Linked DNA regions of Mus musculus: region 1 is linked to region 2. Evidence: chromatin contacts called from ENCODE Hi-C or POLR2A ChIA-PET data. All regions are on one chromosome and are shown on one strand. The core of a region is the stretch at or near the end of the contact, and the rest is flanking DNA. Distances in the headings are between cores, read along the strand shown.

Evidence for each region. Hi-C counts contacts between places; a loop is a spot of excess contacts on that map. ChIA-PET counts read pairs that join two places held with the same protein, here RNA polymerase II (POLR2A).
Region 1: a loop to region 2 is called in a map of v-Abl transformed pro-B cells, with 1.9 times the contacts of the local background. The contact joins the enhancer-like site here to the promoter of Gtf2a1 in region 2. A Hi-C loop is called at or near these places in 1 of 37 maps with a recorded cell type or tissue (v-Abl transformed pro-B cells). POLR2A ChIA-PET finds 5 or more read pairs at or near these places in 4 of 5 experiments (Patski and embryonic stem cell).

What each region holds. Positions count from the first base shown.
Region 1 is chr12:91,764,380-91,768,771 of GRCm38, forward strand. The region is part of intron 1 of Ston2 (stonin 2); the gene reads right to left. Among named protein-coding and RNA genes, the nearest start is that of Gm34718, 9.7 kb to the left of the region's middle. Within about 2 kb of position 2,190, at least 2 of the 3 ENCODE cell types and tissues checked have a DNase peak (open chromatin) inside an H3K27ac peak, as active enhancers do.
Region 2 is chr12:91,586,943-91,591,189 of GRCm38, forward strand. It overlaps Gtf2a1 (general transcription factor II A, 1), which reads right to left and starts at 2,707. Exons shown (of 9, transcript NM_031391.2): 1 at 2,593-2,707. The coding sequence starts at 2,622.

The DNA of each region.
Region 1 (4,392 bases), core at 940-3,439, 180 kb after region 2:
TGTTCAAAACAAGACAGAATCATTCCAGAGCCGCAGAGGGAAGCTAGACATAGTGGCTCCCACTGACCCTGAGCCGATAATTCCTTCTTTCCATTTTCAGCAATGTACAGAGGATCTGCTTCCCTTTTCTGAGAATCCTGACACAGGCAGACAACCAAAACCAGCCAGCCAGCCAGCCATACACACACACACACACACACACACACACACACACACACACACAGCAGGGGGCCTCAAAGTTGCAGCTGAGTGACCCCAGCCTGATGTGACCTTATCCTTGAGTATAGGTTGCGTTCCAGACCACTCACACACAAGATCCGTCCCAAGTCCAAGTGCTGACTAAGCAAGGCTGTGTAGGGTTCTCCAACAGCTAGGAGGGATGAAGCCAGACACCCTGGTGGGCTTGGCACAGCTGGCATGTCCACAGGGCTGGCTGGGCTTCAGTATATCAGGCTCAGGGGGTTGGGGTGGGGGATCTAAAATGCACCACCATGCCTTCCTTTTTGAAAGCTGTTATGTTCAGGGCATGTCTGTTAGAAGTGTCCTGACGATGAGATAAGAGAATTCTCAGATCATAAAATGTGAGCAACTGACTCCGTTTCAATGGCCACTGCTCACCTGCATCTCTGGTTCATTCCTGCTTTAAGAGTAATTTTTGAAATTCCTGTCCATTTTTCTTACACACACTTACACTCACACACACACACACACACACACACACACACACACACATTTTCCCACTAAAGATAATCTGGGAAATGTCTACAAGCACACCCACAGTATACTTCTAAACTCTAGAGTAGTGTGATTTATATTTATATAACTGTTTGCATGCATTTCAACTTCCTGGGGACATGGCTATTGTTCCAGGGGAGGCGTTCCCAGTGGGGGCAGAGGAGCCTGTCACCACAGACAAATGAGCCAGGATCCTCTGACCTTGTGACCCCTGTGCTAGCACCTTAGTGGCTAAGAATTAAGTCTGTTGCTTGTTTCTTCTCCCAAGTTGGTGGAAATTTCCCACCGTTTAAGCCTACCCTCTTCACTTCCTCAAACTGGAAAAACAGAAAGAAAAACTTCACCCTGGAAGGTCTTTCCTACTTTGATGTTTCTAATGTTTTCTTTGCAGCCCTCACATCACCCACATCCATCTGGAAACTGTTTCTCAAAACACTCCAGGATCGATTTAGGAGCACACCGCGCCATGGCACATACTTGGTCCTGCCACCGCGAATAGTATTTCTCTGGGTAGACAACTCACTGACAGTAACTCTTGCGAAACAGAAAAGCCGCAAATTCAAAGCAGGTAAACCACAAATGCAAACCCAGCAGAAGTCTACTTGGAGAATGAGAGGCAGGACTAGAGAGCCGCAGTTGCCACTTGTGAACGTCTCAGAGGCTGGGGAGACGGCTCAGCGGGCAATGAGCTCACTGGGCAAGAGCAAGGGGCAGAGGTTGGATCCCCAGCACCTGTGCCAATGGATGCCGCGTGGGTGTGGAACCCACCTGCAACCCAGCAGAGGAGGGAGAAGTAGTGGAGTGGGGGGTTGGATAGGGACAGTGAGGGACAAGCCAGCTAGACTAGCCAAATCGGTACGCTCTGGGCTCAAATACGACAGACACCACAAGGTGAAGGGTGACTGAGGAGCATGTCTATGCGTACCCCCCCACACACACACACACAAATAATAAAAAAAACTTTAATAGATCCAGAATATTATTTAGAGATCAAAATAAAGTGGTTTCAAACAACCACACCATTTGAATTTACAACAGAAGACAAGATGAGCTCGCATGTTAGGGGGCAGGGAGGATCTTCCTGCTTGGCTTAGGGCAAGCATGAGGTCAGTGTCACAGACAGAGATGACCCACCCCCTGAACCCCTTTTTAAATGCCTGCATTTTTCTCTGAATGTCTCTGCCTCTGTGATTTGTGTAGCGACAGCCGCACCACGGGCCAGGCTTGGTCACTGGATGTAGCATTTCAGTGACCAAGGAACGTCACAAGTGACAAGTGTGAGCAATGCATTGCATTAGCTCCTTGCCCTGCATCTGTGGTTCTCAGTCTGTGGAGAAGCGGAAGGGCTCTGAGGGCATGTGAACCGCCAGGGTTCCTTTCTCTAATGTGATGGCACGACACAAGCGATGACAGCCACAGCTGAGGGAACCACTTCAGAGCATTAGTGCAGCACTCGCAGAGCCCTCCCCCCTCCTGCCTCAGGGACAGGCTGTTACTACCAGTTACCAGCTGACAGGGACAGAGACTCAGTCTTAGAGGCTGGGTGACTTCCCCAAGGACACGAGGCTGCTGGGAGAACAAATGGTAGCCGATGCTGGTTCACTGATTTTTCAAGACTATGGGTGAGCCCCCTCACTAGATGGTTAGAATGATATAAACAAGGCAGGACAATGCCAGTCTCCAAGAAGTCCGTTTCTTCTATTGTAAAGGGGAGGGAAAGAACAAAGTGGAGTCGGAGAGCCGGACTGAGTCTTCTAAAAGCCAGAACTCCGGTGACCCTGGTTCACACACAGAACTCGCTACTGGATTACTTTCACTTTCACCCAGAATTAGGTCCTGTGCTGGTGCTAATGCTCTGAAGAGACACCATGACCAAGGCAACTTATAGGAGAAAGCATTTAACTTGGGGCTCCCTTACAATTTCAGAATGTCAGTCTATTATCATCATAGCAGGAGGATCGGTGGTGGCAGGCAGGCAAGCATGGCACTGGAGCAGTAGCTGAGAGCTACATCCGTATCCACAGGCAGCAGGCTAAGAGGGAGAGACTGAGATTGGTGTGGGCTTTTGAAACCTCAAAGCCCACCCCCAGTGACATACTTCCTCCAACAAGGCCACACCTACCCCAGCACGGCCATACCTCCGAATTCTTCCCAAACAGTTCCACTCTCTGGTAACTAAGCATCCGAACACATGAGCCTCAGGGAGTGAGGAGCCGTTCTCATTCGCCCCCCAGGTCCCATCACCAAACCTAAGACCCTCATATACATGCCTCCAGATTCAAATTCTCTATGGATTCCACCCAGTGACCAGCTCATGTCAATGTCTAACAGCCTTTCGAGCTCCGCATCCAAACTTGGCCAACGAACGACTCACCCTCCTGAAGTCCAAGATGCTTTTCCATTCAGGATGACAGAATAGGGGGCCTGAGGACATGGCTTAGTGGCTAAGTAATCTGTGTCCCCAGCATCGATATAAAACACCCAAGACAGAGCAGCACACACTTGTGGCTCCAGTGCTGAGGGGCAGGGCCGGGAGAGCCCGGAGGTTCTCTAGCCAGCTTTTCTGCCTAAGATAGCAAACTTCAGATTCAATTCGAGACCCTGCCTCACAAAATAAGGTGGATAAGACTAGTCAGACATCAAGACAAGACTTGATGGGGGCAAGGAGGAGGAGGAGGAGGAGGAGTCCTCACAGTTGGGTGCAAAGGGATGAGGGTGGAGAGGGAGTGAATAGGTTCAAAATAAATTGTATGACGTTCTCAACGAAATTAATAAAAATAGTTCAAAGAGTAAGGGAAAGCAATTCTAATCCCCGCTTCTGGTCTCCACACGTGCCTACATGGGTGATCATACGTGCACACATGCATGTGAGTATGGGGGCAAGTGGGCCTGTGCACACACACATACACTCACAGAGACACACAAACACACAGAGACAGACACACACACATGCACACACAGACACACAGAGAGACACACATACATTCACAGTCACACACACACACACACACACACACACACACGAACGCCCATAAGTGGAGAGCAGGAGGGAGCAGCATTCTTCCCAGAAGCCCAAGGCAAATCACCCGTCCTTGGCTTCTCTTTTTCTCTTACACTGCTTCTCTCGTGCTCATTTCATGAGAGGGCAGTTTGTGAGGATGCATCCTGTGATTTTTTAAAAGTGGATAGCACCCCCAGTGCACTTGGTAGGACGGCGTGTACCTGTGACTCACCTGGAGACCTTTACGGAAGCAGCCATGTGAGCCACACCTATCATGGTACTGTCCAGCCCTTGCACAGAAACATTCACCTTCAGATTTTATTTTCTCTGCTGTTTGGATAAATCCTTATCTCCCGAACATCAGTCTCAAAGTGTTTTACAACTCTAAATTAAATAACCTATGCTATGCTCATAGCAAGTCTAAGCAGTTCTATTATTATCCCTCTACAAAGATAAGGAATATGAATGAGACATACAGAAGTTAAATAACTTATTAGACCTCACAACTCAAATTTGAGCAGACCGGCTAGAGGCTTTTTAACCATCTCACCATATTCCAGCCATGCAATATACTTTTCCCACCTGTAAATTTTCCTCCTGTAAGTACAGACACATATGCGATAACTGAAATGACTCTCCTAACCTGGCTTTCTTAC
Region 2 (4,247 bases), core at 1,457-3,956:
ATACTACAATCCTAAGCCAGGCTTATCACTCTGGAGGCAAAGACAGGAGGATATCAGAGTTCCAGGCCAGCCTGATCAATATACTGAGACACTGTAAACTAAATTTGACAATGACAGAAAACTGTAAGGCTGGGCAAAGTAGTTCATAAACCAAAGTTCTTTATGCACAGTCAACACAAATTCCAGTAATTTCCTTGATGGTGACCAAAATGTCTACCATCATGATTAATAACAGTTCATGGTCACTCCTGGTTCCTACTAGCCCTGCTTGATTTAACGCCTGTCCCATCTCACAGCCTTTCCAGGTCTTAGATGTTGGGGAACTTTTTGTTCACAAGTCGTCTCCTGGTCATACCCAGCAGTCTTATCAGCGTTTGATTATACAAAAGCTACCTTGGTTTTTTTCCCTGTCCTGGTCTACCTTCAGGCTACACCACTAAACTCTATACTGGCCATGTAATTTTAAATTAGTAGGATCAATTTCCAGCAAACCAGATGTTTTAATGTTTCTGAAATCAGTTACCCTAAAACCCTTTCCTTGGAGAGTCCAACACTTGAAGCAGGCAATGCCCTTCTCTGCTACTATGTAATTAATCATTCAGCAACCAGCCTACAACTTAACCCATTCAGAAGCGCCGTTGTTGAAGGAAAAAGGGAAATGCTAAATTCTAAACTTCACTGCAGCAGGCTTTTGTCTTTATGGCATACAAGGTCATTTAGATCTGTCCTTTTAAAACAGTATTCCAAACTCTGAAACTGGCGAATTAGAGACTGCATGTAGCATTAGCAAGTGATTAATAAAGGTTCCTTTTAGAAGATGCTAATTTTTAGGCACAATATTAGGTCACCTAGGTGGATTTTTATACTAGATACCATGCTAGCCACTGGTAAAATTAAAACCACCACTTAATCTTTAATTCTTAAAGCTCAGTTTAGGCTGTGCCTCTACACACACATCAAGCAATAGATTGTGAGCACAGATCTCACAGGGGAGAGTCAGTCACTATTTCTTTGAAAAGCTTCATGCCTTGGGTATTAAGAACACACCACCAAACTCAAGTCCTCCTCCGGAAACATTTAATGTACAACGCATTTTTTTTTTAAGCCGAGAATGTTGACCGTATCTCCTCCAAGGGGGCGGGTGGGGGGGAGGAAATCATTTTATCTGATCTAAAACGATTTAAAATGAAACTCTTATAAAGGGAAGGGAGAAAGAACAAAACGAGGCTGCAATTCTGGCCTACTTCCCACTACAAACAAAGGCAGTACACTCTAGCGGCCACAGCAAAACACTCGGGTCCGTGACAACAGCCTCCCGGCTCCGGAGCGAAATCTCGGCGTGAAAGGAGCCTAGAAATAAAATGAGCTCCGCACGCCGGCTCCTCTCGCCTCGGGAGCACGCACCTCCCAGCCCCGCGCTCAGCAGCTCTCACTATTTAAAGCCGGATCTGGTGTTTAAATGGAGAGGCGGTGACGTAGGCCTGAAAAGCACCTTCCCATCCTGGCAGAGTCTATATTAGAGAGCGGCAATGGCTCTATATAAACAGGGCAGCCAAAGGGAGGAGGACCACAAGGCGCAGGCACTGAAAAGCAGGGTAAGCGGCCGCAGCCATGATGGATCGACCCGAGTCGCCAACGGTATAGTGTCGGGCAGCCGCAGGCTGCTCTGCGGCGTTTGGGACCGGGCAAAATGAAAAAAAAAAATTTTTTTTAAAAATAAACAAACAAAAAAACAAATATTGTGCTTTATTGTCATAAAAAGAAATCAAGAGATGGGGTGGCCTAGTGATCACATTGCGTTGGTGACTCTTTTAAAAGGTTATTTTTATGTGACTGCTTTTTGCAAACCTACGTGATCGCAAGTAACCAAAAAAAAATTTTTTTTTGCTCCTTTTTAAAAAAGGGAGCAACGGGAAGAAGTAGGCAAATCTCGAGGCGAAAGCGGGGACTCTTGGGCCATTCATGTAGGCTTTGTTTGTTCTGGTGCTTAGGCTAGTCGAAGATACCGCGGGGGTTTTGCTTCCCCTTCGCCATTTTACCCACTGGGGAGGAACCGAGATAAGTGCTTTCCAACCTTCATAATTTTTTTGTCTTTTTTTTTTTCTTTCTTTCTTTCCTTTCGGAGGATTAGTAAAATCGGCCCCAAAGGAGGCTCTCCCAAAGCACCACCTCCGGAGAGCCCCCGAAGGCACGCCCGGCCTCGGCGGTATCCGAGAGGCTTCCCCAGACGCGGGGCTCGACCCGCAGCCGCTCGCTCGGGGACTGGCCGGGTCCGGGTCCCCGCGTGGGGCCATCGCCCGCCCGTCCGCGCCCCGGGGTCGGCAAGCCAGGGCCCCAACGGCCTGCGTGGCCCGCCCCGCGGCGCTCCCGGCCCCCGCCGCCCTCCTCCCGCCAGTCCTCGGCGTCCCCCCCGCCCGGCCAGGCCCGCGGCGGGCAGCGGCGGCGGTGGAGGGCGGAGGGGACCCGGTCGGGAGCGCCGCCTCGCCCGGGCCCGCCCCCGCCCGCCCGCCCGTCCGTCCGTCCGTCCCAGCCAGCCGTTGCCTGCCGCCGGAACCTTCGCAGCCCCCGCCGGCCACCGCACCACGTCCTTACCACGGTGTTTGTGTTTGCCGAGTTCGCCATTTCCACACACAACACAAACAAGAGGGAACGAGATAGAAAGAAAGGAAAAAAAAATTTAAAAAAAAAAAAAAAAAGAAAAAAAAAAAAAAACAACTGAGACCCGGAGGGTGACCCAAGTCACCCGCCAAGAGTGGGGCAAAAAAAAAAAAATCTCTCAACAAAACCGATCCAGAAGGAGTAAGAGGCGGGAGAGCAGGAGGAGGGGGGCACTCCTCCCGCAGCTAAAAACCTCGAGAATCGCCTAAAGAAAAAAGAAAAAATGGGGGAAAAAATTAGCCACGACCCCTTAGGGGGTTAGGGGGCGTCACCCGCTCCCCACTCGGCGCCGAGGAGGGAAACCAACACCGGTCACCGCTCCCCGCGCCACCGCTGCCGCCACCGGCTGCAGCTCCAGCCGTCCGGTCCGCCTGCTTCTCCCCTTTATATAGCGAGCCAACGAGCTGCGCGAGCCGCCGCCGCCGCCGCCGCCGAGAGACAGGGCGGAGGGAGGGAGGGGCGGAAAGGGCGGGGGCAGCGGGGGGCGGGGCCGAGCGCGAGACACCGCGAGAACCGCGTGCGCACGCGCGCCCGGGGCGTCGCCAGGTTTCTTTTCCCCCCCCTCCCCCCCGCCCCGGCTGGGTGGCCGGGTGGGCGGGGCCGCGGGCCTGGAGTAAAGAAGGCGCGCGCCGCGGCCTTTTCCCCACCCCCCTATGGCTCGCGCGATCACGTGGTCCGCACCCTGGCGGAAGCGGTCCGTGGCGGTGGTGGTGGCGACCGGTTGGACCGGGAGGCGTCCTCCGGAGGAGGCTGGGGTATTGAGGGAAGCCAGCGATCAAGGGTACCTAGCGCTGCGTCGGGTGGACGCGCAGCCGCTCCGGTGGAGCGGAGGAGTGGGAGTAGCCGCCGAAGCGATAGGCTTCCCCGGAGGATGGCTGCGGAGGGACGGCGGGTCACGTGGCGCGGCTTCCGGCTCCCGCGCGCTGGGGCTTGGGACAGTTTTTAAATGCGGAGTCATCTTTTGATTCGTGAGCTTAGGTCGGATGAGGAGGAAGTTCGCGCCTCTTGCAAAGGACAGACCTCGTGAAGTTGTGTATAAGTCCAAAGGCTAGGAAAGCTTTGTTCTCCCTCTGTCTACTTTACAGAATTAGGGACGCCTGTAGGTGTTTCCAGCCGTTTGTCTGTACAAAATTAAACTATTAGGTGGTTTGGCTAAAATGCCCCAAAGAGTCAGCCTCTACCAACTCAAAAGTACTTTAGATGACTTCTTAGGGTGGTAGAAATGACGAAAAAAGAAAAGGAACTCGGATACAACTACTACATATTTGACTCCCTGACATACATTACTGCTCTGTTTTTAATGTTACCAGAGTGCTGTGATTTGCACACTGGCCAGCACACAGTGACTAACCACATCTGAAACCCATGCCGTTGACTCATCAACTTGCCTGGCCTGTCCCAAGAGATCAGGCAGAGTCTGTTGGTATCTTGGAGTGCAATTCATCGGGAGTTTGACCTGGGACGTGCAAGCAAATTCTGCCTTTGTATCAATATTTTACGGAACAGATTCCTGTTTGGTAGGCAGAATTTAACAACTGCCACTTTCCCTGGTCCTAGGAATATGGGGACAAAATGTAATGTGGACGTGG